Linked DNA regions of Homo sapiens: region 2 is linked to region 1. Evidence: read pairs that join two places in POLR2A ChIA-PET (ENCODE). Cell type or tissue: Panc1. All regions are shown on one strand. Each heading gives the region's core, and the rest is flanking DNA. Links, peaks and the distances in the headings are about the cores only.

The links. Peaks named below come from ENCODE experiments on the same cell type or tissue, not always from the same donor. Only the 100,000 strongest peaks of a DNase experiment are listed, where the experiment ranks them.
Region 2: POLR2A ChIA-PET joins it to region 1 with 12 read pairs; 2 of 35 experiments call an interaction of 5 or more read pairs at or near these places.

The regions. Positions count from the first base shown.
Region 1 is chr2:23,469,431-23,484,758 of GRCh38, reverse strand. KLHL29 (kelch like family member 29) reads right to left here. Exons shown (of 14, transcript NM_052920.2): 2 at 9,092-9,199. LOC124907741 (a long non-coding RNA gene) reads left to right here and starts at 9,255. Exons shown (of 2, transcript XR_007086244.1): 1 at 9,255-15,328. In Panc1, for the core only: no CTCF peak of the experiment used is centred there; a DNase peak (open chromatin) is centred at 3,638.
Region 2 is chr2:23,776,337-23,791,664 of GRCh38, reverse strand. It overlaps ATAD2B (ATPase family AAA domain containing 2B), which reads left to right. Exons shown (of 28, transcript NM_017552.4): 20 at 3,018-3,153; 21 at 5,442-5,638; 22 at 8,637-8,796. Among named protein-coding and RNA genes, the nearest start is that of ATAD2B, 140 kb to the left of the region's middle. RefSeq lists an enhancer at 3,251-3,300. In Panc1, for the core only: no CTCF peak of the experiment used is centred there; no DNase peak of the experiment used is centred there.

The sequences.
Region 1 (15,328 bases), core at 3,082-11,081:
GTAGTTCAGGGAGGACCTGCGCAAGATGGCAGAGCACCGCGAATGCATTTCAGAAAGCCTTGAACTGGTGCTAAATAAATAATCACACTGTTCTGAGATGGAGAGGGAGGACACCTCCTCTCTGTGCTAATGGCAGGGGTGTGGCTCTCTGGCTGGCGGGGCCATCCCACATCCCAGAGTGCTGATCCCAGAAGGGCCTGGACAGAATGTCTCTGTGTTCTGACTTCCGTTTTCCACTTTCAGCACCTGCCTGTGTACCTAGAGAACGGAGTGCCGGGTTAATTGTTGCCTCCTGTGCTGTTACTAGGTTACTTTGTAAAAGCAGAAATGTGCTTCTAATGATTTTTGCTGTTGCTGCTACCTTACGAGCCAGACACTTTTATCTAAATGAGTTGCAACACATCAAGGGTGGCCCGTGAGGACTGCTAGGCTACGTCTGTCTTCCACAGGTGAGCTCGGGCTCTGTGTGTGAGGCTGAAATCTCCCCATTCTCTTCACAACCAGCCTGATTACAAGAAAGGGTGAAAATAGGTATTGGCGGCTGTCATGAATGGCCTCCAGGTGGTCTAGGAGCAAGTGGAGGGGTCTCCAGCCTGCGATGGTCATTCTGTGACCTGTTCCACTTGGCTCAGGAGGGTGACAGCCTGGGTCTGGTTGACTCATGGTCTTTAGGCCTCTTGGGTCATGGTGGGTGGGAAGAAGGGCAGCCCATACGTGACTCCTTCAGTTCTCTTCCTGAGTGGGGGTTGGGACCACATTGCAGCCCAGCAGATGGTCAATGCCTGGCTTGACACGTCGTATGTGCTGCACTAATGGTCGTGGGAGGCAGGCAGGCATGTGATTGATACTTGCTGAGAGCTTTTTAGGCTTCAAAATAAGGAGTGGCAGCTGACATGGGAACAAGAAGGGCCCCTGGGTTGTATTAGGAACCAGGACACAAGGACTCTAGTTTCTGCTCTGCCTGATGGGCTGTGTGACCTTGAGCAAGATACTAGACCTCTCTGGGCTTTGGTTTGCTCCTTGGTACAATAAATGGCAACAAGAACCCCTTTTTGTCTACCTCCTAGAGTCCCTCTCATGATCCAGGAGAGGAAGCTATGAAAACACTTTGCAACCTAAAAGCACTAGGTCACAGAAGGAGGTAACATAAATCGTCTATCTTTAGCCTTAGAGGTTCCAACAAATTGGAGTTGGAGTGGGAGTTGCCAAGGAGTCTCTGTTTTGGGGTCAGGGAGTCCACATGGAACCTAGCTGTGAGGGTGGCTCTGGCCAATGCCCTGTGAGCTTTCAGCTACATCCCCATTATATGAGACAGTGACCTTGGGAGGGTTAGCATGGCATTCAAGGCTGTGTCTCCCAATTCTTAGGTTTCCCTTAGCATTTTTGCTCTGATATCTTTGGTCTTTTTATATCTTCAGGCTTTTACACAAGCTGTTCCCATTGCCTAGTGTTCCCTGCACACACACATATAAATGCATAGGTTTCAATTTCCAGCTTTAACTCACCTCTTCTTTGAAGCCTATGGTTTTGATCAAACTAAGCTAGTTGCTGAATATTCTCACCCCCTCAAGTGTGTGCTCTGGGTCAGGGGTTTTTATCTCATATGGTCACTGTGATACCCCCGGTGCCTACAACAATGCCTAGCATTATAGTAGATGCTCACTAAGTCAAGTAAATGAGTTGCTCTTCCATAGCACTTGGTATACATTCTTTTTGCTGCATTTATCACATATTTGCCACATAAGAATTGATCGCGTTAATCATGTAAGAATTCGTATGTACTGGCTGCCCCACCGGACTGAGAGCTCCTTGCAGGCAGGGCGAAAGTCTGACCTCTCTGGATCCCAGACCTAGGACAATGTACAATGTGACTACCAGTAAGTGATGGATGAATGAATGAATGAATGAATGAATGAATGAATGAATGAATGAGTGAGCGTTGCAACACTCTTCTGTTTCACCATGTGCTGGGTATTCATCCTGTAGTCCCCAGTACTCCTGGCACTATTTGTCCTGTTGTAAGAGAGAGAGACAGGGGTGGAGTTGGAGGGAGAGAGGAGAAATTTATGATTAGAAAACAAAAGCTTAAAAGTCTTTCTGAGTGGCCTCTGAGTATGAGTAAATGAGATCATCCCTACAGGAGAGAAGTCCATCAATTTCAGAGCATGGTCACTCAATGTATGCACACACAGTGCTTTCCCTGAGCAGGATGCACACATGGTGCTTTCCCCGATGGATGCTTTTGTGCAAGTTAGAAAGAGGCACTCCTCTCTCTGAACTCTCAAGGGCACAGCGACACTCCCAGAGCACAGGCTGGGGGTCAGCACCCATGTCTCCTTGGCCAGGTGCCCTCACGGAGGACACAAACTCACCACTGTTCCTGGCAGCCGCAGCCACCTGAGCAGGTGCGAGGTAAGCAAGGAGACAGGCCTCTTAGAAAATCAAATTTTGCCGTAAAAATAAACTCTGAGGTTTGTGGAGAAGCTATTTCTAGCCCAGGTGCCAAACAAGGTTCTGTAGCTAGACTGGACGGCTGTGCGCCCCTCCATCTCACCCGCCATTCACTAAGAGAAACTGCCCATGTGCATGCTATCCTCAGCTCCCTGGCTTTCAGGACTGGGGAAAGAGTCCATCCCTGGGCATCTCCAGCCTTTTGTTGACAATCTCCGCCTGCTGTTTAGCATGGGACTGAGGGCAGCGGACAAGGAAGATGGAAAAGGGGGGCATGGCCTTCCACAATCCTGAACTGGGTGGCGCTTTGGTGACCATCGTTAGCCATCTCTGATCTCCCCCCAGCCCAGTCTCAGCACTCAGATGCTGTGAACCAAACCAGCCTCTTCTTCTTTTTTTTTTTTAACCTGTCACCCAGATTGCAGTGCAGTGGTGTGATCTCAGCTCACTGCAACCTCTGCCTCCCGGGTTCAAGCAATTCTCCTGCCTCAGCCTCCCGAACAGTTGGGATTACAAGCATGTGCCACCACGCCCGGCTGATTTTTGTATTTTCTAGTAGAGACAGCGTTTCGCCATGTCAGTCAGGCTGGTCTCGAACTCCTGACCTCGGATGATCTGCCTGCCTCGGCCTCTCAAAGTGCTGGGATTACAGGCGTCAGCCACCGCTCTCAGCCCAAACCAGCCTCTTCTACGGGATCTTGGAGGGCTCTTGGCAGAACTAGCTACAATTACCCATTGTGGGGTTACAGAACGAGGCTGCTGACCAGCTACTGTGGCTGGGGAAACAGGAGGCTCCTACCCTCTTTCCAGCGAGGGCTGACTGGGGTGGGAGCTGTGCCCAGATCCCAGCCAGAGAAAAGCAGGAACCTTTCTACTCTATTTGTTTTCACTTTGCTAAGTTCCAGAAAGGATTGCAGGGGACTTAAAAGGATACATTAAGACACCATAAATCAAAAGTAGGAGAGAGAATCACAAGTGTAGGAGCAGGAAACGGAGGAGGGAATGTTGCCTACATGAAACCGTATTTAGAAAATGCCATACACAGGCTACAGGTGGGCCACAAATCTGCCTCCAGGCTTGGCAGTGCTTCTGACCTTGGCCACACCCATCAGAACCACCTGGGGAGCTTTACAAAAATCCAGATGCCTGGATCCACCTCCCAGAGACTGACTGTGATCTCACAGATCTGGTATGTAGCCTGGGTATGAGAATTTAAAAAATCTCCCTGGGTGATGTCATAGGCAGCCAGAGTTGAGAGTTACCGTTTCGAGAGCATGGAAGAGGCAAATCTGTTACAACATGATTTGTGGGTCCATGAGATCCTATGACAGTGGCTCGGGAGAAGAATATGTCTGTGGTGGAATCAGAGACACCTCTCCCAAGGGTCCTAGCAAAGGAGTCACAAGTGACAGGATAAACATGAACTGCCACAGAATCCTAAACGAGGGTGCACTGTTGTGACCTGGATGGAGGGCAGCAGATATTCTAACAGCCCGTAGAGTTCATGTGGGGTGGCGCAAGATGAACATAGTACAACATAGCCAAGGTACCCAGCTTTTGGATGGCTTGATCCAGGGGGTAGATTTTAAAGGAACTGAAAGATGAGACAAATTACACATCATCCAGGAATATTGTTTTGCAAACTCTTTATAACTCCCATCTCAGTTCCTCAAGCCATAGAATTCAGGAACTTGGTAATAACACCTATGAGTTGAAAGTAGTGGTTAAAGTTTTAAAACACACTGATATCCTCATGACAGCAATTAGAATATCTGGGGGAAGGACCTAGGCATCTGTAGTTTTTTTTTGTTTTTTTTTGAGACAGAATCTTCCGCTGTCACCTAGGGTGGAGTGGTGCAGTGGTGCGATCTCAGCTCACTGCAACCTCCACCTCCCACTTTCAAGCAACTCTCCTGCCTCAGCCTCCCGAGTACCTGGGACTATAGGCGTGTGTCACCATGCCCGGCTAATTTTTTTATTTATAGTAGAGATGGGGTTTCACCATGTTGGCCAGGCTGGTCCTGAACTCCTGGCCTCAAGTGATCCGCCCACCTCGGCCTCCCAAAGTGCTGGGATTACAGGCGTGAGCCACCACGGCCGGGCCATCTGTAATTCTTAAAGCACTCCGGTCAATGTGCACCAAGGGCTAAGAACTGCTGGCCCTGGTGGCACCGTTCCTCCCTTGTCACCTTTCAAGGTCCTGAGAAATGGGAAGGCCGTGGTTATTCCCGTTTTACAGCTCAGAAGACTGAGGCTCAGAAGGTTTTATAGGGCTTTCCCAGAGTTAGAGGTAGATTTGGGACTAGAATCCAGAGCTTGCCTCCAATCCCAGGTTCCCTGCCACCACGCTGCTTATGAGGACACACTGTCGGTGGTTCTGTAATCTCTGAACTGAATAAAATAATCTAATCCCAAGAGATATGCATGAACAGGGCCCTGTGCCGGGCTTGTAGAGAAAAGAGGATGATCCCTGTCCTCAGTGAGCTCAGGGTCCAGGAAGGAAGGTGAGCAGCCTAAGGCAAAGGAGAAGGAGATGCATGGCTAAGGGAGGGAGGGAGGAGGACTGAGACAGTACGAGTACAAGGCTTCCTTGGAGAGCAAGGAAGCAGCTTTGTTTTGGACAGGTAGAGTCTGATATGTGAATCAGACAGCAGGGATCTGCTACGCATGAGCCACTGGAGAAATGGTCCGGACCTTAGGACAGAGGTGCCATCTGGGAGTCAAGTCTGGGAACAGCTGAAGCAGAGGGAGTGGAGGGAGGGCTGGGGATACAGGGAGCCAAGGAAAGCCTGCGGCACCAACAGCTTCCCTTCCTGGCAGGAGGAGGCGGTGGAGCTGGAGGACGGCAGCTCACACGAGCAAGATGGACAGGAAGCAGGAGGAGAGGCCACTTGCTGACACCGAGGTGGACAGCGCAGGCTGGGGGTCTGCAGCCCTGTTGATGGAAAGGTGCGGAGCAGCTGCAGGGCACCAGGCAGGGAACGGACCAGAATCCCAAATGATGCCTGTGTAGGGCTGAGGGTTCGGCTGAGGTTCTGTTGAGGGATCTGGGCCCCAGCTAGTGGGTGTGGTCACACGGCCTTTTCAGGGGTGTGAGCGCCCACATACCTATTTGAAGAAGGGGCTGCAGAGGTCCCCAGAGTGGGCCAGGGAAAGCAGGTACAGTCAGAAGACAAGGGGGCAGCAGAGTGTCTGTGTCGGCCGGAGCAGCAGTGAGATGTCTGCCTGCAGGTCCCTCCTTGAGGTGGACACCACGGAGGCCAAGAGGGGAGTGGACAAGGGGAGAGCTCAGGAAGTAAGGCTGTCCATGGCACGAGGGAGGGAAGGCAGGCAGCGGGCAGGGGAGTGCGGTCAGAGAGGACGCCTGCAGGATGGACTGGGGGAAGTAAAGGCGGGGGGTGTGGAAGCCCAGGACATGGCCCATGGTGTTCTCTAACTGCCGTTAGCTCTGGAGACATTTGCAACCTCCTCCGAAGACACAGGCGGCATCTAGGGCATTTCGTTTGCTGAGGGCAGGGGGACAAACGGCCTGGACAGACAGTACTGAGACGGCCTCAATGATGGAGGCAGGGGATGCTGCCCAGGGTGGCTCCAGCACCAGTGACGATCAGCACTGCCCTTCACCACCTCCAGAGCCCGAGGTGTCTGCTAATGCCATTCTTGGCTCAGCCTTGGGCTCTGCGCAAACTGAGTCCTCGGCTCAACTCCCCCCACCCCTCTTTCCTGCAGTGCAGGTATCAGATTTCACTCCTCCTAGCTGGTTCCAGTATGGCCTTCTTACTTATTTGGGTGATTTCCACCAAACCACAGAAAAGCAGAGCGCAGCCCTCCACACATGGCTCTTGAACTGGCCTGTTTTGTAGCAGGTTACACAGGACCCTGTGAGCTGGCCCAGTTTCCACAGTAAACTGATAGCTGCTTCCACTGATCCCCAGGGGTCACAGAACCATCTAGGGGCCTCGGAACCTTCCTATCATCTTGGAAATCAATGGGACTCCTGCATGTGAGGGGAGGGCACAGCCAGCACCAGGCTGCATGTTGCGGACACTCCCAGGCACAGTCCCAGCTGCACGTAGTGATTTGTTTACTGAGAGCTCATCAGGTACTGGTATGAGTGGCAGAGGGAGCGGAACACAGAGACAGATCAGGTATGATTCCCATCCTCCAGGAACTGGCCGAGTGCTAGGGAAGACAGACTTGAGTTCACAACAGGGACCCTGGTCTGGGGGCACAGAGATAGAGGCCCACATAGGGTGCATCTGACCAGCTATGCCTGGTGAAACTGCCCTCAAAGTCCCTCCCCATCCTAAAGTACATGATTGCCAGAGCTCAGGACGAACAAGAGAACAAGAGCCATGTGCCACCCTGCATCAGCAGCAGGGAAGATTAGACCCCAAACTAAGGGTCAACATTGAAGAAACCAAAACCCACTGCCCTGGGGTGTCTCTGTTCCCTTCACTCTTGCCAAACTCACAGGTGCATCCAAGGAGAGCTGGCTTCTGTGAAGAATACGTCCTCAATCTTTTCTTTGCCCCGTGTAGGAGCGGGGATGCCATGGCTGCCAAACTGACGCTGCGCTGTCTTGTTTTCCAACTCCCCTTCTCTGACCCAACAGGAGGCCTGGAGGCAAAGGATTCCCCAGTGCCGGCGATATCGCTAGCAAGGACAGCTGTCGCCCACCAGTGGTGCCATGGGCGTGTGCCAACAGCCCACCAGCTCCCTAGGTCAAGAACCCACCTCTCCTCTGGCTGCCCCCACTGGGCTGCTGGGAGGCTGAAGGCTGGATGCACTGTGGGGTCACAGGGTGGGGAACCTTCCATTTCAGTGGCTGATCCTGGCCCAGCCCAGAGCCTTCTCCCGCTTCCTGCTGACAACCAAGGCTGCGCCTAGCCTGAGATTCCAAAGCCATATTTTCTCCTCTCTGTGCAAGGGTTCTGGCAGGGGACAGCCATCCCCAACCTCAATGTCTCTGAGTCCAAAGAGAAAGCTCTCTGACCAGCAGAGAATCTGGACGTGGCAGGAGCCTTGTTGGTCTGATGTTCTGCCCCTGCTGCAGAGGGAAGCTGGAGTTTGGTCCAAGGCAGAGGCCAGGAGGCCACCGGTCAGAAGGCATGAGGGTGGGCGGCTGAGAATACAGCAGTCCCGGGGCTGCTATGGCCTGTGCTCACCCAGCACTAGGCCCTGTGTGTTATGCAGACGCAGCCTGTACTTCTAAAGGCTCAAGTCCCACAAGGACATACAAGGCTGGGCCAGCTGGGCCTCCACTGTCCTGGATCCGAGAGCCCACTCCTCTGCCCTCCAGCCTGCTTCATTCCAGGCCCAGCTCCTGTCCCTTCAGTAGCATGAAATGTGGTGAACGTTGTCAACTCCAGCTCCAGGCCTCCTTGCCTCTGCAGGCACATTCCTGGCCTGCCTGGTGGGGGCTAAAGCAGATCCCAGATCACGGATTCTGTTCATAAGATTGTGCCCTCCCAAGGCAGGCCAGGTTCCCCGGCATTTCTGGCTGCCTGATCCTGCTTGGAGAACCTGGAGTCAAAAGTTTAAGCTAGGACTCTAAAAATTTAAGCCAAAGAAGTAATCAAATGACTATGCAGATACATATGCAACAATGTTTGTTGTGCTGTTATTTGTAATAGTGAAATATTTAAAATATGCTAAATGTCCATCGTTAGGGCATTAAGTGAATCATGTATGCTATTATATCCACAGAGTAGACAGTCTGTAAAAATGGTGATATAGATTTCTATTTACCGACATACGAAATGGCTTGATACATTGTGGAATCTAAATAACATGCCCCCCGAACAGTACCCACAGTCAGATCCTGTGTGCACTGTTTACGTATGTGCATAAGAAAAAGCTTGGAAAGAAACACTAAAATGGTTATCTCTGGGGAACAGGATTATAAGTCATTTATATACTTTTAGCTACTATCCTTTAAAATCCCTTTATAATGAATAAATAATATTTTCATGATATTTAATAATACATTTTAATACCAAAACTTAATTATAAAACTTAATTACAGTTTTTAAGGAGGTTAAAGGTCATCTAGTTGCTGGCCATCCCTAGATCTAACCTCCTGGGGAAAGCCAAGACCCAGGTAAGCAAGGAACTGTCACAGAGATTCTCTGATGGGGCACGGTGGCTCACGCCTACAATCGCAGCGCTTTGGGAGGCTGAAGCGGGTAGATCACTTGAGGTCAGGAGTTGGAGACCAGCCTGGCCAACATGGTGAAACCATGTCGTGATAGCACACGTGATAGCCAGTCGTGATAGCACATGCCTGTAGTCCCAGCTACTTGGGAGGCTGAGGTGGAAGGATCGCTTGAACCCAGAGGCAGAGGTTGCAGTGAGCCAAGATTGCGCCACTGCGCTCCAGCCTGGGCTGGACAACAACAAAAAGAGTCATAGATATTCTCTTTGGTTGATTCTAGGAGGATTGAGGCTAAAATGGCTTAGCTAAGCCCCAGTACCAGTTGATCACACACGCCTGTGGTAAAATCGCACTGAGGAAGAGGGCGAGGGGACCTACTGTACTTTCTTCCCTTCCCCCACACATTTAGCATGAGAGGAGAGAGCTGGCTATGCTCAGGTCTGATGCCTTTCTTATTTCCAGGTGAGCTAAGCAGAGACCTACCTTGCGCCGCCCGTCTCTGGCAAGCTCAGGATTCGTCCCCAGGATGCGAAAACCACGATGGCCGCCAACACTTAGCAAAGCGTGAGCATCACCAGGAAGCCAGATAGTCTAGAAAGAGAGGGAAAAACAGTGGGGTAGGGGTGGGGAAAAGGTCTAATTTTTTTTCTTTTCTTTTTTTTTTTTTGCAAAAAGATGTCTTTTGAATTCCAGCATCCTGGGTGGTCCCCACACTAACTGGATGCTAGTCTCTGCCTCAGATATCCCTGATGCTGAGTTGCATACTGTGGATTATCTCACACAGGCTGTGCACAAACTCTGCCAGCACATGCAAAGTGGGGCGAAGTGGGTAGCAGAGTACTCCGAGTGGCAGATATGAGGCATCCCCCGCCCATCCTCCGAATACACACAGCCCTAATCCCCACCATTGAGCCATTGACACTGAATAACAGAGAGAACAATGGTATTGTCTTCCATCTAATCCAAACTAAGAAACTCCAGCAATGGGGAAAAAGAAAACATTTAAGTCTTTAATCTAATACTGAAAAGGACACAAACTCTAGAATTACAAAAACAAATCATTACTTTTTTCACACAATGGGCAAGAAGACCTTGAGGAGGCAAAGAATAGGTTCCCTGGGGAGAATTTTTTTTTTTTTTTAAATTATAGATTTAATACCTAGGAGAAAGAGGCTATCTATTACGGGGAGGCAGAGCTACTCCTGGTTCCTTCTTTTAAATGTAATCTATGAGAAAGCCATCTTCACAACGGGAAATGGCATCCCCCACTGCAAAACGCACGACTGTCATTACCTGGGAATCAATATATTTTTTTAAACCAAATATATCATTATCAATTGATTTTCCTTTTTCCTCTTAGCACTCCAGAGTCCCGGGTAGCAGGGGAAAGCTTTAATGTGATATGAAGGATTTGGACAGGTAAATAAGTTATTGTAAACTCATTCTGCCTTATGGTCAGCTTCCCTCTGACAACGCAACGAGTCTTTCTCAGATCCTCTCAACCTAAGCTTTTCCAGCGGCCGCTGATAGAGATGCACGTGATCCATATCAAATAGCCATTTTCAAGCTGAAGGTGGCAAAAATATTATTTTTCTCAAGGATAGAATGTTCTCTTTACGACTAAGAAATAACCTCTGCGGGGAAGCAAAATCAGCCAAGGTCGCCATTTAATTTTGACACAGAACCAAAGTGGCGAGTACATTTCCTCTCCAAGGTGAAGCACAAGGAGAAACTGATCACTTTGACCACAAGGTATTGGCAATACTGGTGATCGATGTATTCTGGGAAAGATCCTTGGCAGATAAGTGCTGGTGAACAGAGAGGTCTAGGAGATAGGGGTCAAACCATTTTTAGGTGCTTGAGAATCTCATTCATTCATTCATTCATTTAATAAATATTGATTCCCTCTATGTGTCAGGCAGTATGTTCAAGGCACTGGGAATACATGAGTGAACAAAAGAGAAAGGTACTCCTGCCCTCAGGGAGCTCATATTCTAGAGGGTGGAAACACAGAATATACAATACACTTAAAAAGTAGTGAAAATTGTATCATATTTTGGAAGGTAGTATATGCAATTTATTAGAGAAGAAATGGAGCAGGGTAGGGTGCATGTTGTCGGGGGGCCTGTGGTGCAGTTTAAGTAGGGTGGGCAGGGCCAGTCTTGTGAGTGGAGGACATTTGAGCACACACTTCAAGATGAGGAGTAGGTCGTGTGGGCATCTGGCCCTAAGTGTTCTAGGCAGAGGGAACAGCCAGTGAGAACATGGCTGGTATGTTCCAGGACCACCAAGGAAGCCACTGTGGCTGGTGGAGGGAGATTCTAGTAAGAGGTGAGGCCAGAGTGGTGAGCATCCTGATTGCGTAGGGCCCTGTAGGCTACTGTGAAGTCTACTAACTTGAGAGCCCAAAGATCCCAGCCACCATCTTTAGAAGTGGCTCCCAATTTCTTGAGCCAAAACCCTCAGAGTTCATGTCGGGTTAATCCACTTCCTTTCCAGGCTGTGCCGAATGAATATGGAATAGGCTAGACTGTAGCCTAGAGGGACAGTGGTGGGAAGGAAGCACAGGCTGTCTACGCCTGTCCTGACGACAGTGGCCTTGCCCTTCCATCTCTGTGGTCCCTACCTCTAGGGGAGACAACTGAAACAGTTCTGAACAAAAATAAACCACATGCACAGCTGAGTTCTCTGGGACTTTTCCTCATGTGCTGATGAAAAGGTCTGGAAGTGAATGACCCATTGGCTATTATAGACTGTACTGGATGTTTTGTGTTGGGCCCTTTTGACCTGCCTTCCACCTTCCCCACCCTGTTCTTCCCCACCTCTCCCAGGCGAGCCCTGGGAGGCTCACCTGACCTGTATGGAGAGCATCCCTCATGTTTTGGACCCTCTGACTTCTGGTTAGGTTCAGCCCATGCAAGCACTAGCAGGAGACTGGGGACAGGGTCAGGGTTGACTGTTGGTTCCCCTGCTCCCCTCCCTCTCTGCGTCTTCATGAGCAGGGTGTCCCTCACCTGCAGGTCATGGCTCTAGCTGGGGAACAAGGAGCTCCACAAGGCTCTCTCTCTGGATTCCTGTAATAGCTCCTTCCCCTGACCATTATGCTCAAAGGCAGTAATTCCCCTCATCCCATCATCAGCCTGGGGGCACTGTGCTATGATGGTTTCTCTATACTGTGCCTATTCATCTTTGTGGATAGTCATTTTACTTAACTCTCTCCAAATTACACATTTGAATATGTCTATTTCAAGACCCCGATAGATACATTCACAGAGAGGGTTAAAAGCAAGACCCTGGAATCAGATACATCTGAATTAGAATTCTAACACTGACACTTAGTTTTGTGACAGCAGGTAAGTTCTTTAACTCCTAGGAACCTCTGTTTCCCATTCTTTTTAGGCCAACATTCAAATTGAGGAAATACAGAGAATACCACAAAGATACTACTCGAGAAGAGTAACCCCAGGACACATAATGGTCATATTTATCAAGGTTTTGTTTTGTTTTGTTTTGTTTTGAGATGGAGTCTCACTCTGTTGCCCAGGCTGGAGTGCAGTGGCGCAATCTTGGCTCACTGCAGCCTCCGCCTCCCGGGTTCAAGCAATTCTCCTGCCTCAGTCTCCCAAGTAGCTGGGACTACAGGCACACGCCGCCATGCCCGGCTAATTTTTGTATTTTTAGTAGAGACAGGGTTTCATCATGTTGGTCAGGATGGTCTTGATCTTCTGACCTTGTGATCCGCCCGCCTCGGCCTCCCAAAGTGCTAAAACTAGAGAACCCGTGACATCCTCCTCCTCTTCCTCCATCTCAGCATCACCATCTCAGAAGTGCCATCACCTGCTCAAAGTCCAGGGCAAGCACACCTGCTTCCCGACATCTTTGCCGACCCCAACCAGAAACTCTTTCCTTGAAAGGGTTTCTAACTGTTCTCGGTTAACATTTAGCATCAGTCTATGCCTCAGTGATTTTATTTATTTTTTCACATCTTTCCTTTCTTGTTCTTTTCCCACCCACCCAACCCCCACGCCTTGCAGTTAGACCCTGGGCTTAATAGACAGTATCTTTTGGAATCTCTGGTCCATAGCACCCATCATGTAGCGGTGTATAAACGATCCTTGACTCATTATTGTCCTTTCTGGGAGGCCTATAAGCTACATCCATGCACCTAAGCATGTCCCACTCTAATGAGATACATGGTATTTAAAAGTGATTTAAAAATAAATTACTAGAAACCAATTTTTAGTAATAATTTTGTTCCCAAGTTAACACTGTAAAATCTTAACGTTTCCAAAGATCATGGCCTGGGAAAATGAATCCCAGGAATGAACCCAGGAAATCACAGGGAGGCAGGTATGGTTTTCTATCTCCAGGTGAATAAAGAGATTGCTTCAGGGCTTAATTTGTGACACTTTTGGCCAAATTGACCTTTTCCCTTCCACTAATTTCATCAAACGGCAGCCTACAGTCTTAAGGAAAACAAATCGTAAAAGCTAAAGGACAGAGGACTCTAATTTATTTTAAAAAATACAGTAGGTAGTCAGTCACTGCTTGTGAAAGGGGTCTTAGGACTTTCAGCTTCCCAAGGTACTCAAGAGATGTTAATTGACTTTGACAAGGCATTAAGACCAATATGAAAGCAAGACCCTTGAATGGGCTATTTGGGTTAAATGCTTGGAGAGCTTCAAAATGAAACTAGAGAAAAATTTTGAGATCCATTTTACCTCTAAGTCTATAAATAAAGATAGTTCCTAACATGAACCAAACTGATGGTCAAGAGAATTATGAACAAGGGCCCCAGGATTTTTTACTTCTTTATAAAATACACCATGTTTTTAGGGGAGAGAAACTGCCTTAAGAGAGGAGAAACCAATTAGGGAGCCTCCAGTTTGACACAGCATCAGAAAGCAGCCCCGCCAGGGTCGTAACCACACTCTCCAATTATGGGTCCAGAACCCAGAAGTTCAGCACCCCTCAGCAAACTGGGCAACAAAGAGTCTTTCTTCCTTGGAAAAGAAAAGCAAAGGAACTGGAGGCTGTAAACTGTAGGGAGGAAACCGGCTCCCGAGCCCACCCTCCTGTCAGCCCAGATATGGGACTCTGCGGCACCTCTGACCCTGGGCAGGAACGCCTGCTCCCAGTGTGTCCTGCAAGGGGAACGCTCATTCATATTCTTTTTAAGACGAGAGAAAAACAGGCCATCCATCCATTAATAATATCAACTGTGGGTTCACCAAAGCCTGCAGGCTTCTTGCCAACACAAAAATAAACATTCTCAGAAGGTTTATCCATCAGGTTCACGACAGTTCATGAGCCGGGGTCCGGAAGGCACTGCTTTTTAAAGGGGAGAGTGAAGATGCAAAGATGGAGTAAGTCATGAGAGTCCACCCAGCACAACGCAGAGATTGCCTATTCCATTAAGGAGCCACAATTGGCCACTGATGAGATCCGTTATTTTCAGCTGGTAGGGATGCAGCTCCTGGCATGCTTTTTGTAGGCTGTATTCAAAGAAAGACAGTGTCTGCAGAAGCCAGGCTGACCGATTTGAGAGGTAACAATGTTTTCATAAGGCTTGAAGTTTACAAAGCCTAGCCCATTCTTATTTTCTCATTTACCTGTTCTAACAAATTTATGAGTTGATTACTTTTGTAATCCTCATTTTACAGATGAGGGAACAGAGGCTCATGGCAAAAAAAGGTTGTCCAAAGTCACACAGCAAGTCAAAGAGGGAGCCTGAACAGCAAGCCTGGATTTTGTGCCTCCCATTCCAGGCTTTTGTTCCTGGGCCTCCAGCTGCCGTCACCCTTCTCCTCGTGAAAACTCCTCCCTGGACACTTCTTTCTGCACTCTCTGGAGTACGAAACTTTCCAGGCAAAATACTGGAGACTATCACAATAAGGACACACGTGCCACCCAAGGAGGCTTCCTGTTGGGCCAGCACAGCACCAAAGGGCCCATCTCCTAGTTGCCTTGGATGGTTTGGGGCGAGGAGAATGGGAAGATAAAGAAAATGAGGTGTTCATAGTTGGACTGGATCCTAAGTTATGCCATGACATGACTCCACCATAAACCCAGCATGAAAGGTTTCAGGAAAAAAAGTTGCAAACCAAAATCCTCTTAAAATCTTTTTTTTTTTTTTGATACACAGCAGACCCCCCCAAAATGAAATGAACTCGAACTCACCCAACTCAGCCCTGCCACTCAATGCTGGCACATATCCCCCCACCCTCACTCTACCAGTTAATACAGATTCGCCCATCACTGGAAGCAGAACCGGAATGACCCTTGCATTTCCACAAGATGAAGAAAAAGAAGCCAAAGGTGCCAACTGGACCTACCAAAGCTTGACTCACCCACAGCAGCACTGAAGATGTCGGCAGGGAGGACCCACCTGGCACGTAGTAGATGCTCAGTAAAGAGTAAAGCTCTGTTCAAAAAAGGAAATTGCCTCCACGGTTCAACTCATTTTCCACAATTTTTCTTTGAACATCTGGAAGATGTTCACACCATAGGTTGATGATTGGAATATAAACCAGTTTAAAAAAAAATCAGACACTGCTTCCAGATTTTGCTCTTATAAACAGGCCTCCATCCTCCCTGTAAATTGCAATAATTCCTTCCCAGATGTTGCTTCTCCTTCAGACCCATAAATCTCAGCTTTTCATAAGGATGCTTCGCCTCTGCCTGGTGCTGCGGGCTGCGTGGCGTGCTCCTGCATCTTCT
Region 2 (15,328 bases), core at 4,574-12,573, 310 kb before region 1:
TTAGTCATAGGACAAATTTTGTATAATTCCTTTTATATGAGGTTCCTTAGAGTATATGTAAATGGATGATAAGTGTATGAAAAGATGCTCATTATCAGTCATTCAGGAATGAAATACCACTGCAACCCACTAAAATATAGGTTGGGCAAGAGTAATTGCGTTTTTTGCCATTGAAAGCTGCAAAAAAAAAAAAAAAGTGCTTTTGCACCAACCTAATAGCTGTAATCAAAAATAAAGAATACCAAGTATTGGCAAGGATATAGAAACTGGAGTCCTTATATACTGCTGGTGGGATTGTAAAATGGTGCAGCCACTTTCCAAAGTTAAACATAAATTTATGGTATGACTCAGCAATTCCACTCCTAGTTATCTACACAAAAGAAATGAAAACATACTTTCACAGAAAGACATTTGTATGGGAATGTTTCTAGTTGTTGTACTCATACTAGCAAAAAGTGGAAACAATCCAAATGTTCCTTAATTGGTGAATGGCTAAACAAAATGTGATGAAATACTATTCAGCAATAAATGGAATGAAATACTAATACATACTACAACTTGGAAAAACCTGAAGTTTTAAGTGACAGAAGCCAGGCATAAAAGACTGTCAGTTGTATGATACAAAATGTCTAGAAGAGGCAATTCTCTAGAGACAGAAAGCATTATCAGTGGTTGTTAGGCTGGGACATGGGAGTGGGAGTGGGGATTGACTGCAGATAGGCCTGAGGAAACTTTTTGGGGTAATGGAAATGTTCTAAAATGTGCTTGTGATGGCTACACATCTGTAAAAATTTACTGAACATTATTGAACTGTTTTTTCAGAAATATTGGAAGGTGTGCCTAAGTGCATCTGGGAAAGTTAGGGAAGGCATCACACAGAAAGCATCAGCTTGAGTGGTGCATTAAAGAAGGGGTCAGGAATGAGTGAATACTATGTATCACAACCAGTGTGAACCAATGTGAAACAGAGCGTGATTTGTTCTGGGAATTATGGAAGGCTTGTCTTTGGTACACCATGAAGTTTGAGGCTAGGACTGTCAGAAGATAAAGTTAGGAGTGAACTTAGAGAAGTATAATTTATCCCACTTATAAAATGTTGGATTCTAAGGTGTTGGTAGTAACCTGGTAAGAATATCCATGGATTATTGTAGGCCTGTTCTTGGTATGCTTTTGTATTCATAAAGTGTTAACATAGTATTGAAAATTATCAGAGAAAATAGTTAAAATGAAATGTTTTGCCATTCTTGAACGAAATCGTGGTACGTCTAGGATATTAAGTTCTACTTATTTTTCAAGACCCAATTGATATAAGTGATTTCTGGTACATCTTACCTAGTGTCTTTTCACCCCTTGCAAGGTCTCTGCTCTGTTTTGCTACCTCTGTTACAGTACTCCCAGCATAGTATCATAATGCTTTTCTTCTGATACTCTAAAATCTTTGACAGCAGAGAACAAAGACATTTTCTTCAGTTTTATAACTGCAGTGTCTGGCATGATGTTTGACATACAAAGCATGTTCAGTAGTAAATTTACTTCCAGAACTTTCAAAGAAAGGCCATCAAAGCATTGATTAAAGGGTTGGAGGGAACTGTGCATGAAGGTAGTCTACAAAAGCACTGGAACGACACAAGGTGAAATTTTATGAACTTTTAAATGATTTGACTTTAGGTTGAGATAAATAATTCCCCATCCAGTTTTTGAATTCTGATGTTTACCTTTCATTGTTTCTTCTTCTCTTAGAATTTCAGAGCTGGAAAAGGCATTGACAGTTTATATAATTTAGTCTTCTTTATTCACTTTATTACCTTAAGCCAATTACTTAAATCTTTCTAAGCCCCAGTTTCCCCATCTGTAAAATGAGGAAATAATACTTACCTCATTGTTATGAAGGTAGAATGATATCATATTTATGGAATTTTTAAGGGTTCATTTCATAGGTTTAATCCAGTAAGTGGTTAGAAATGACAAACTGAATGAATTATTCAAATTTTACCACAAATGTGTGGCTAAATTTGGGCAGGAATATGATGTCTTTGATTCTAATCCATATTTTCACAGTGTCATGGTTGGTCTATCTTTCCATACTGGTGACTTTCTCCCTTTTTTTATTTGCAGTTTCCTGTTTGATTTGGGCTGGGTAACAAAAATCACAAGGTTAACTCTTTCAGTACATACTTATTAGGCATTGCTAAATACCAGGCACTGGGATAGGTATAGAAAAATAGGTGAATAAGAAGTGGTCTCTGTTCTCAGGGAGTTTGGTGTCTAGAAGGTAGAAGGTAGACATTCTAGAAAAACCATAAAAATTAAATACAGTGTTTAATGCCATAGTAGACAAATTTGGATGAGGTAAAGAGCATTTAAACAGCATATCTTGGAAGGTGGACACCTGGGGTCAAAGTCTGAGTAGGTAAACAGAAGAGGTGAGTAATCACCAAGTGGATGGAGCTGAAGGATATGAGAATAATTGGCTTAATTTTTTTGGAGTGTGTCATGGAGCATAAACTAGACTAGAGGTATAGTTTCTTTGCAGTGGAACCAGGATTCCAGAGATTACAGTGAAATAGACTTGGTAGGGAAAGAGCACAGTAAGGGAAGTCAATGGATAGGGAGTACAAAGAAATACGAGGATAAGAGATGGCAATGTTAACATTCTTCCAGCTGTACTATTATAGATTCGAAGTAATTACTTTTCCCCTCTTAATGTAAAAGCCTTTGAGATTGTTGCCATCTGTTACAACCAGCTATCCTTTTTGCTATTATCTGATGACTCTTACTAGATATGTAGTATCATTCATTAATGACTTGGGTAACTGGACATTCTTCCATTCCTGTTTAGCCCATGCGGTTGAACCCTTCAACAGCATAGCCTAGGACTAGGTTAACTATAACCCCATGTGAATGGTCTATGAATATTGAACATGATACTGGAAGATGAAGACATTGCAATTTGGTATGATATGTAAGCTTTTAATTCTTTATATATTTAATGTCTTTGTGTGTGTGTATATGTGTAGGTTAAATGTATCTTTAGAATACAGTATGAAGAGGTCTTGTATATTCAAAGGCCTATTGAAGAAGACAGAAGAAAATTTTTTCAAGAATTGATTCTCAATCAGGCATCAATGGCTCCACCACGAAGGAAACATGCTGGTAAAGTTTGTAAAGCCTTTAGGAAAATGGGAGGGATGGAGTTAAGAAATACCCTTTCTTGGAGTCAGTTTATTTTAGCCCTTTCTTCTTGGAAGTGAGGACAGTTTGTCAGGTTCTGTTTATCTTTAGATGACGTGTGGAAGTGTCCATTGTGTTCACCTGACTTGAGATTGGGAAGTATAGCCTTGTTAAAGCTTTGCTAAACAGGACTTCTTCTTATGACTTCAACCACATCCTGTGGTAGATGTCACATTATGGGGCTCAAAAAGTCATAGAAAAAAGTCTTCAGTTCTCCTCTGTTTTAGTCACAGTAAGTACCCAGGAGTTGAACTGGCAGGTTGTGAACACCAGGTGTTGTGCTCATTACTTTTTGGGCCATGATAGATTTGATGGGCTAATAGCTGCTTAGAACATTTGCCATTTCTAGTTTATTTATTGATTGACTTTTCAAATACTTATTTAGGACCCCTTACATTTAACGTTGTATTCTAGCCATTTGAAAATCTATCCTGCCTTTGTTTTAAGTGTTAGATTTTTCTTGGGTTTGGACTCAATAATTTTGGACTCAAGAATTGAGCTTAAGAGGTACCTCAAGAATTTCTCAGATTTCAGTTCCTTGACATAGTAAGGGCTGCATTCTAAGTCATTCAAAAGAGATTTTCTTTTCCTAATCTTAAAGATGTGTAAAGGATAAGATCTACCTGCTTAATCTTTCAGCCTCTTCTAGGAAGTAGCAATCCTGTTTGGTAAAAATTTTTAAGCCTCTTTACCCTTGTTCCATCTTTTATGTTTCTTAGAGCCCTTCTTGTAGGATACTCAATACATTTCCCATCCCTGCCAAGTCCTTATTTTTCCATATTCTTTTTACTTTGTTTGTTTTTCATTGGTTATATTATGTAACATTTTAATAATTTTATTGTTCTTTAGTGGCTCCTTTCCAAATTTTATTGGTGTTTTAAAAATGAACCCCTGTCAAATTGCTGTAGTTATGGTTTTTTCCCTCCCAAAACCTTGGGAAATTGAATATGTAAATTATACCTTATTTATGTTTATTTTGTTGCTTCCTGTTAATCTAAATATTTCATTATGAAAATGATTTATTTCAATCTTTCATGCTTCTAGATATATTTTAATCTCATAGATCTGAATTTTCTATGTTTACGATTGATATAATTCTTTTTCAGTTGCTTCTGTTGACTTTCACTTTTCATCTTAGGAGCTATTTAAAAATCAGTGAAAAATTCTTAGAATTTTAATTCTGAGCTGTAGTGTGATATCAGGGGAAATCTTTTAAAATTAGAGAACGTTGTAATTAGGAAAGTTAATACTTTACCTTTTAAGAAGATTTTTTGTTTTTCTTAGGATAGATAGTGAGTACCATGGATTTTACATATGACACTTAGGACTGGTTTTCCATCTCCTTCATGACTGTGGAATTCTTTTTTTAGTTCCTTTTTTTTTTTTTCCCTCCCTTCCTGCAGGTGCCATTCACTATCCGTACTCTGTTGTACTCAGAATACGAGGGCAGGAGACCTGCCTAAAATCAGAATTCTTTTGGGGATAGGAAGGTTCAAATATTACTTGCCCATTATACTTTTTATGCATTTAAGGTAATACCATTTTAAGAAGCAGTTTTTAAACAAGGTTGACTTAAGAAAATCAGTGTGTAATACTTTACTGGGAGATATTTGTGTTGAACTATTTCTCGTAAGTTATATATAAATAATATTTCAAAATCAAATTATTTTGTTTTTTAAAGGGGTCCTGTTGTGAGTTATTTTATAAAGTGAAGCTATTCCCTTTTTGTTTCTGTGCAAATTTTTACTTGCTGGATTTGCATGTTTCACACATATAGTCATGCGCTGCATAATGACGTTTTGGTCAACGATGGACTGCATATACGATGGTGGCCTCATAAAAGTATAATACTGTATTTTTACTATACCTTTTCTATGTTCAGATACAGAAATACGACTGTGCTACAGTTGCCTACAGTATTCAGTATAGTCACATGCTGTCCAGGTTTGTAGCCTAGGAGCAATAAGCTTTACCATATAGCCTAGGTATGTCATAGGCTATACCATCTAGGTTTGTGCAGGTATACTCTTATGATGTTCACACAATGACAAAATTGCCTAACTGCACATTTCTTAGAATGTATCCCTGTTGTTAAGCAACACATGACTGTATTTGTAATTCTTTTCTTTAAAGAACATTTTGAGAGAATGCCAAAAAAGGGTCCTGGCCCACGACGTTGGAATCTTAACATTTTCTTCTGTTTTCTCTAGCTCTTTGTGCTATGGAAGTGCTTCCTCTTGCACTACCTTCTCCACCTCGTCAATTATCAGAATCAGAAAAAAGTCGAATGGAGGACCAGGAGGAAAATACTTTAAGAGAGTTGCGGTTGTTTCTCAGGGATGTAACCAAGAGGCTGGCCACAGATAAACGCTTTAACATCTTCAGCAAACCGGTGGATATTGAAGAGGTCTTGTTTCAGTAGTGTGCAAACAGTGAAGTTGAACTGGCTAAAAGAAAAAAATATTGACATCTTTTTTTGGAAGGAAAAAAAAGCAAAGGCATGGATGAATATTACCCCTAGCCTATAAAATTTTAATCCATGTGATAACTACCGATGTCATCAGCAAACATCTGGTGACTTTTGGATGAAATTAGCGACCAATTTATATTGGCCTCTTAATTATTATTAACCTTTGTGGTCTCTTACTCTTCGATTTAAGAGGATTAAAGGTTGCCTTAGTCAAATATCCATACTAGATTATTTTTATTCCAGGATAAATTCTGCTGTCAAAGAGTATATTGGTATTAACCAATCAATACCAGTTAATACTGGCATTTCCCAAATTATGTATACCTCATCAAAAGAGGTAGCTAAAAACCTGAAATTTCTTTGTCTTTCATATTTTGGAAATGCCTGTGGCTGGGATGCTGTTTGAAGTTAAAACATATCCCGTGCAACTAAATTATTTTTCTTTCTAAGGATTTTCTCTGCTCCCAGTGGAAAATTTCTCACTTTATATGTGTATTATTTTGTGTGCTTGTGGGAGCATGGTTTGTGATGATGAGAAAAGAAATTTTCCATTTGGGAATCTAATACTATCAACTACATTTTTGGTTTTTGTTTTATCCTGGGATAATGTAGTGTGTGGATGAACACAATGTAATCTTTACTGGCCTCTTTCTTATAGTTCAGACTCCATGTTTGAACAGCTTTGGTGTTTTTAGTTTTTATTCATTTCTTTTTTTAAAAAAATGAATTATGGGTGATTCAGGGTTTAATGTTGTATCCTAATTGTGAAATCTGTGCTTTTGGACCTGAGCAGATACCTTTGAAACCATTACCTCATCTGTTACTAGGAAGAATGAGCTAGCATTTACATTCCTCCCCCCTGGCAAGTCTGAAAAGAAATACTTTCCCCCCTTTTTGGAATGAAGAGACTATCTATAATTTTATTTGTACCTTTATCCACAATACACTGTTTTTTCCATTTGATCCTCTTATCAACCTTGTAGGATCATTATTATTATTCTTACTTTGCAGTTGAGGAAACAGACTTGTTGGCAAGTGACATAGCCAAGACTTGAAAGTTTTTTAAAATTCAAAGCCCACATTCATTATCATAGCTACTTTATATCTTTCCACTGGGATAACAGGACATGCCTAATTGGCTTTTTAAATTAATAAATATCAGTTTATATTGCTGGGTCATCCCCCCCCCCATAGTGTTTTTAAATAATTTTAAAACTATCAGCCGATTAAAAAATTATTTTAAATAAATGTGATATGTGTGTGTGCCCTTTCTTCCACTCCCCTATTTGGTATATTTGGACTCTAACACTTCTTAAAGGATAGGGGCTTGCCCCCAACTCAACTTCCCATGCTGAGAGTAAACCAATTTTGCTTTTGCTCAGGAAAACTCTTTTCTTTCTAATCAAAGAAGATTTGTCAGATTTTCAAATGCCATCTGTAATAGTTTTATAAATGACGGTAAGGGGATAGAAAATGTTGGTCAGATAAATATTTTATTTAGGGTTGTATTTCTCTTCTTTTCTCCTTTATCTTTCTTCTTAGGTTCGTTCTGCTCTTAAGCTGAGAACATAGGAGTCTCTGGGAAGGATAGAGAGGGGAAAACAAGATAACCTAAAACAAAAGTTTTTATTTAACTAATGAATTTAAAATGTCTGAAAACTTTATCAAATTCCAAAGCAGACTGCAGAGAAAGCAAAACTTTAGAAAATAAATGTTAAATTTAAAATTAAGCATAGAGTGGTAACATTTATAGTCTTTAATAATATACATTTTATAGTGCTTTTTAGTTTATAAAACAGTTTCCACTTATACACAGGCATTTATGTCAAATACCAGAAGCAGGAATCCAGCTAATATCTTCTGAGGTAGTTTGTTTCAGTATAACTCTGCTACCTCCCTTATAGGGAGATTGACTGGTTTTTCAGTTCCTAAAAGGTGAAAAATAAAGCACACATACACTTCTACTTAATATTTTTTATAAGTAATCCTAAACATTAAAAAACATATAAATTACATATATGTGCGTGTGTGTGTGAATGTGTAAATTTAAAAATAATGGTATCGATGCCATCTGAAACTTCATAGAGCAGAACTTAACCATCTCCCCAGAAATCTTTCCTGGACTAATTTTAGACATTACTGCTAAGACTGCTGTTATAGCAAACCTATTTACTTGATTTGAGATTTGCATTGGGGAAGGCAGTAGATACATAAGTTGCTAACACTTTCTTGTTGGTCAGGGATACTCAATTTATTGGGCAAATCATGACGTAATATCTCCTGTTTAGGGTTATCTCACAGAAAATCAGCACAGAAAGCAGCATGTTTGTTTGTTTGTAGATTTCTTTATACTTAGGGACAAATCCAGCAGATCTCGTACTGGTTAGGAAAACTATACTTAATTTTCTTATATAATTGACTCTAAATGTTTGTGATGACTCCAAAGGAGTGGAAAATACTTTCCATGAAATAGTTCACTCTAGAAAACTGAAAAAGAAAATTTTTGTTGAAAATTTAAAGAGATTTATCAGAATAACTTATCTCATAGTATGAAAAGTCTTTGCTTTTTATTTTCCTTAATTTTTTTCCTGAAGTCATATTTATTGATGCTCATTGGGAACTTTTGCCCATACATTATCTTCCCGGATATGCCCGAAGGATTAAAAAAAAAAAAAAAAAGCTGACATGGTTTCAAATTTTAAGAACAGAAACATTTCAGAGTTGATTTAGGTATGACTTGGAAACTGAAGCTTTCATGGAAAGTATGACAGATAGTAACTTTGGTAGCATAAATAGCGCTGCAATTTTATCTTTATAAATTATTTATTTGATATTTAGATTTAATTTTTAAAGAACTTTGTTTTTATTTTGTGTTTTTATGAACTGAGATGATGTGAAAAACTGGAAGTAATTTTTATTAAAATATCTGTTTTAGGTTTCAGATTATCTTGAAGTAATCAAGGAACCAATGGACTTATCAACAGTAATAACTAAAATTGATAAACATAATTACCTGACTGCAAAGGATTTCCTGAAAGATATTGACCTCATCTGTAGCAATGCTTTAGAGTATAATCCAGATAAGGACCCAGGAGGTAAGGATGCATAGGGCAAGGTTCCCCTTGATAATCAATCAGAAGACAGTTTACCGTTTAAATACTAAGTCATGCCTGTGTTCTAGATAGATAATTTTCATGACCTGTTGTTTTTCAAAACTTCTCAATAAGAAGCTCATAGCCTACATAAAAATAATGTGTTTAAAGTAGAGAATTGTATAGTTGTAGGTATTATTTTCAGGGGTTTGTTTCTTCATTTACCTTCTACTTTTTATATTTACATTGTAATTTGAGAATTTAATTGAAAATATATTAGTCAACAATTGCAGGGCTGATAAAGATTCAGAATTTCGAATTCATGGAAATCCATAATAGGATCAGTTTATGTGTCAAAAGATCCTTTTATGTGGAATGTTATCTGTTCTTTATGTAGAATGTTATCTGTTCTTTTGATTGTTGGGATTTCTATGTAACTGTGTTATTTTACTCCTAATCCATCCTGTATTCAAGTGTATAGTCCCAACTTTTGTTATCGCTCTCCAGGGAAGACTGCCAGGAATATATCTGCAGTAAAACAAAATGAGGTGATTTATTATACTGAGGAAGAATATGTGTCATAGGGAACCATATAGGATTTGGACTTGCGTTAAGTGATTTTGGTTAGAGTATAAGGAAGTGGGGCTTTGCAGTGGATTAGATGCTGTTAGAAAGTAGGAATAATTTTAAGAACCTAGAAGGCAAGAAAATGGAGCAAGGCTAATAAAGCTGTGATTGATAAAGAAACAGAAGTTGGCTGGGTGTGGTGGCTTGCACCTGTAATCCCAGCACTTTGGGAGGCCGGGGTGAATGGATCACTTGACCTCAGGAGTTAGCAGGCCAGCCTGAGTAACATGGCAAAACCTCGCCTCTACAAAAAAATTACAAAAATTAGCTGTGTGTGGTGGTTGCGCACTTGTAGTCCTAGCTACTTGAGAGACTGAGGTGGGAGGCTCACTTGAGCCCTGGAGGTTGAGGCTGCAGTGAGCTGTGATCATGCCACTGTACTCCAGCCTGGGCAACATAGCGATAGCCTTTCTCAAAATAAAAAGGAAAGGAAAGAAAAGAAAGAAAGAAAAAAAAAGAAACAGCAGCCTTTCTCAAAATAAAAAGGAAAGACAAGAAAAAAAAAAAAGAAACAGCAGTCATTCATATTAGTCAGGATTATGTTTGGTCATTGGCTATTATTGTTTATTTTTATTTTTTTGAGATGGAATCTCCGTCTGTTGCCCCAGTTGGAGTACAGTGGCATGATCTCAGCTTACTGCAACCTCCGCCTCCTGGGTTCAAGTGATTCTCCTGGCTCAGCCTCCCGAGTAGCTGGGATTTCAGGCACCTGCCACCACGTCCAGCTAATTTTTGTATTTTTAGTAGAGATGGGGTTTCACCATGTTGGCTAGGCTGGTCTCAAACTTGTAATCTCAAGTGGTCTGCCAGCCTCGGTCTCCCAAAGTGCTGGGATTACAGGCCTGAGCCACTGTGCCCAGCCTGATTATTTATTTATTTATTTATTTATTTATTTATTTATTTATTTATTTTTTTGTGGTCAGGACAATGTTCATGTTTTGTCTGTGTTTAGACATGATTAGACAGAGTGGTTTAATTTTTCTCTTGACCCATCATGAGCACAGGGTGGCCTTGTCTGATACTGGTGTTCTGTGAAATTGTTTATGTTTAATTGTAGTACCTTGAGGCCTAGCTGATAGTGCCAGGCCAGCTCCTGGCTGTCAGGAGCCACTTTCTGTGAAATTGTTTATGTTTAATTGTAGTACGCCGAGGCCTAGCTGACAGTGCCAGGCCAACTCCTGGCTGTCAGGAGCCACTTTTCGCTTTTTCACTCTATTGAGAATTCTATTTATTTGATAGGTAATACTAAAAAAAAATGCTTCTTATTTTTAAAACATTCATTTAAGTTTTTGTTATCTAAAGATATTTAGAGTATAATTTGTGCTTTGTTTTGTTTTTTGTTTGAGACAGAGTCACTGTGTCACCCAGGCTGGAGTGCAGTGGCGCGATAGTGGTTCACTGTAACCTCCGCCTCCTGGATTCAAGTGATTCTTTCTCGTGCCTCACCCTCCCGAGTAGCTGGGACTACAGGCACGTGCCACTACGCCCAGCTAATTTTTGCATTTTTAGTAGAGATGGGGTTTCATCATGTTGGCCAGGCTGGTCTTAAAGTCCTGACCCCAGGTGATCTGCCCCTCTCGGCCTCCCAGAGTGCTGGGATTATAGGTGTGAGCCACCGCGCCTGGCCTGTGCTTTGTTTTGTATCTGTATTTTGAGGCAGTGGTTCTCAACCCAGGCCATATGGTAAAATGACCTAGATTTCTCAATTTCACATGAAATTAGATATTTTTTGCTTCAGTTTCAACCATAATAAATCACAGATTCTATAATTGCAAAAACTGCAGTTGTTTTGCATCAACCCAGTAATTTCCAAGTTAGGAGGCAGAATAAAATTTTGGATGGCTGGACTTCCTATGTAACAGTTTTTCAGCTTTATGTTATTTGCCTCTTATAGTTTTTGCTGTTTGTTTGCTTTACCTCTTTTTAAGTTATTTTATATAACACACACACACACACACACACACACACACACACACAAGTATATACTTTTTTTTTTGGAGACAGCATCTTGTTCTGTTGCTCAGGCTGGAGTGCAGCGGTGTGACCTCATCTCACTGCAACCTTTGTCTCCTGGGCTCAAGCAATCCTCCCACCCTAGCCTCCTGGTAGCTGGGTAATACAGGCACACGCCACCACACCTGGCTAATTTTTGTGTTTTTGTTTGTAGAGAAGAGGTCTCGCCATGTTGCCCAGGCTGGTCTCAAACTCCTGGGTTCAAGTGATCTGCCCACCTTGGCCTCCCAAAGTGCTGGTATTACCCATGTGAGCTAGTGCACCCAGCTTATATATATCTTATAGAAAAATATGCGAAAGTAGAACAAAGAAGAATATTAAAAACGTATTAATTCCATCACTTAGTGTTTTTTCTCTGTTTCCGTCCCCATCCACGGATATACTGTATGTAGAATATATACATGCATCTTAGTTTTACTAAAATGACTAGGATTTTTATAAATTTTGTCATTCCTATAATATTTTGTGAAAAGCTTATTAATTAATATATTTCTCCAACATTATTTTAATCATATGTAGATCTCATATAACAGCTAATACCCGATTGTTGGACATATTAGATTTTTTAGTTTTTTCCTCTTTTATAAACGCTGATAAATATCTTTGTAATGCAAATTTTATGTTGATTCTTAATTATTTCCTTAGAATAAGTTCCTTAAAGTGAAATTTCTGGATCAAAGAATATATATCTTTTAAGACTTTTAATCTGTACTATTAAAATTTTCTCTCAAAATTCTTAAAAATTATACCAGCAGCGGGCTGGGTGCAGTGGTTCATGCCTGTAATCCCAGCACTTTGGGAGGCCGAGGTGGGTGGATCACGAGGTCAGGAGATCGAGACCATCCTGGCTAACACAGTGAAACCCTGTCTCTACTAAAAATACAAAAAATTAGCGAGGCGTGGTGGTGGGCGCCTATAGTCACAGCTACTCAGGAGGCTGAGGCAGGGGAATAGCATGAACCCGGGAGGCGGAGCTTGCAGTGAGCTGAGATCACGCCACTGCACTCCAGCCTGGGAGACAGAGCGAGACTCTGTCTCAAAAAAAAAAAAAAAAAAAGAAAAGAAAAAAAAAATTATACCAACAGCATCAGGGTCACTGTTAGCCACTATAGCAATTTTTGGTAAGTAAGAGAACCTTCTTCAGTTGGATGCCATCCTGTAACAGGATGGATAGTAAAGCATGGGCTGGATGTCGGCCCCATTTCACTCCCTTCCCTTGCTGGGGTCCTATGTGAGGGTACAACCCGTACAACTGTATATGTAGTGGTTTTGAGCAGTGTGTGAGAGTGCTTGTGTGCCTATACCTTCAGCCTGGTTTTCAAGACGCAGAGACTGCTGTTATTGTGTAATATGTAATGAGAATATGGGCTTTGGATTCAGACCTAGGCTTTAGTCCCATTTCTCCTATTTCCTAGCTCTTTAACTTTGATCAAATTAAGCCTTCTGAATTTTAGTTTCCTCATCTGTAAAATGGGGATGATAACAACATTCTTAAATGGGATGGTTGTAAGAATTAAATGAGCAAGTGTATTAGGTTGAACCTTATGAAATTGCCATTTTCATATGGTTCATCCTAAATATCTTAAGCCTTTAGCAGAGTAGCTGGGACATGATAAGAGTTCCATAAAGGTTAGCTGTTTGTGTTTGTATTCTTATGATCATTATTTAAATTGTGCTTTAATTTTTTTATAAGTTGGTTTCTTAGTGGGTACCTGCATATTTGCTCTAGAATGACCCTTTATACTTTGTGCTTATTACATTCCCTGGACCATACTTTAAATGTAATTCTATTTTGAAACAAATCTAAGGGCTGGTAGTGAAAATGAATTTAAGTGCTTAGAAAAAGCCAGTTGAGAAGATCAATCCATATTTTTCCCTTCTCAGTAATTAATTATAACCACATTGATATTAATATTTTAAGGAAGAAGTAATGGTTTCTGGTGCATAATAATATTTTACTACAAAATGCAGTTCCACAATGAAAGAATATGGCTCTGCTTTCTTCACTTGTTCTGATACAAAAAGTGATATTGTTCAAATGCATTATTTTGGCTGTGTTTAGATTTTTTTCATATCTTTCATCAAGCAACCTCTTTTTTTTTTCTTAGCAACAGAACCACTTGTTATGTTCCAGAAAAACATCCTCAGGGTGTGTTGTGTAGCAAGTGGAAATTACATGAATGTTGTATTACGTTTACAAGTTCCCATGAGTATTTGGAAGCTTACAGTGTTCTCTTTTACAGAACACTTGGCCATTTGGGGAAAAAACTAACATATACATAGAAGACAAAAGCCAACATTTTGAAAGATATACACGTTGCCTAAGTGTTGACCCAGATTGTCTCCCTTGAGGATGATGGGAACAGAAATTAAATGATGGGAACAAGAAGAAATTGACCTGTGTTCTAAATGTGACCAGTATCAGATATTTGGCCCTAATTACTACAGTATAGATACATGATATATTATGTTTGGCTCATCCCCATTCTCGGTCTTGCAGTTCACCCCTCCTATATCCCCCAGGCCTATTCATATGCTATATACCATCATTTGACTAGTTTTGCTGAAATTTTCGCCCTAATGTTTTAGTTGTCTCAAAATCTTCTATGTTGTTCAAATTGTATAGGATTAAAGCCCCCAGATTCACCCAAACTTTTGGAGCCCTCTGTGTTTTGCTCTTAATACATTTCTAAATTTATCTGCCACAGTTGTATTTCATGAGTTGTTTCAACCAAACTCACTCATTTTTCTGTTAGTGTTTATGAGTACTATCTGCTAATTACTGAGCTGGGTGCCTAGACTACAAAGATGACTCTGACAATTCTTGCCTTTTGAGACCAAGATATAGATATAGATATAGATATAGATATAGATATAGATATATCAGTATTATGATAGATCCATAATGCCTACCGGATAACTACTATGTGGCAGGCATTATTCTATATGTAATTGTATTAGTTTACTAGTGCTACCATAACAAAATGTAACAGAAATTAATTTTCTCACAGTTCTAGAGGTTATCAATTCAAAATAAAAGTGTCAGCAGGTTGGTTTCTCCTGAGGCCTCTTTTCTTGGCTTGCAGATGGTGGCCTCCTTCTCTCTGTGTCCTCACATGGCCTTTTCCCTATGCTTGTGTGCCCTTGGTGTTTCTTGGTGTGTCCAAATTTTCTCTCCTTGTAAGGACATCAGTCAGATTGGATTAGAACCCACCCATATGTCCTCATTTTAATTATCTTTTTAAAGGCCTTGTCTCCAAATACAGTCATATTTTAAGGTACTGGGAGTTAAGCCTTCCACATATAAATTTAGAGGAGATGCATTTCAGCCTGTAACAGTTATATGAAACACAATCCCTACTATATAGAAAGTCATCAATTTTTAGAGATGATAAATACACTTATCAAATTATTGGTGATTATAATAACAAATATTATTAAGATAAAGGGATACCATAGAGGTGGCAATCATGAATAATGTCTTAAGGTGCCAGCAGATGATTATAAGACAGTGTCATAAGGTCTTATTAGAAATACGTTACCTGGTTAGTGGAGCACAGAGGAGAAGACACTACCTGGAGATTAGCAAGATTGGGAAGGGCATTGACTCTAGGCTGAGGAAACAGAGGTATGAAAAAAACAAGTCTGGAGAATAGAGTGCCTCTGTGGAGGAGTAGTGGGAAACTAATTTGCTTCTCTACTCACTGACTCAACGTTTATTGAGCATCTTTTTGTTAAATATTCTCTGTGTATAAATCCTGTTTAAGGCTAGAGATACACAGATGGTTAAGACACAGCCTTGACCTCTTAGTATCAAATTTGGGGTAGAGGTCAAGGCAGTTGTAAGATGGAGGTTGGAACATCAGTTAAGATTTAATTGCAGTGGCTGCAGGGA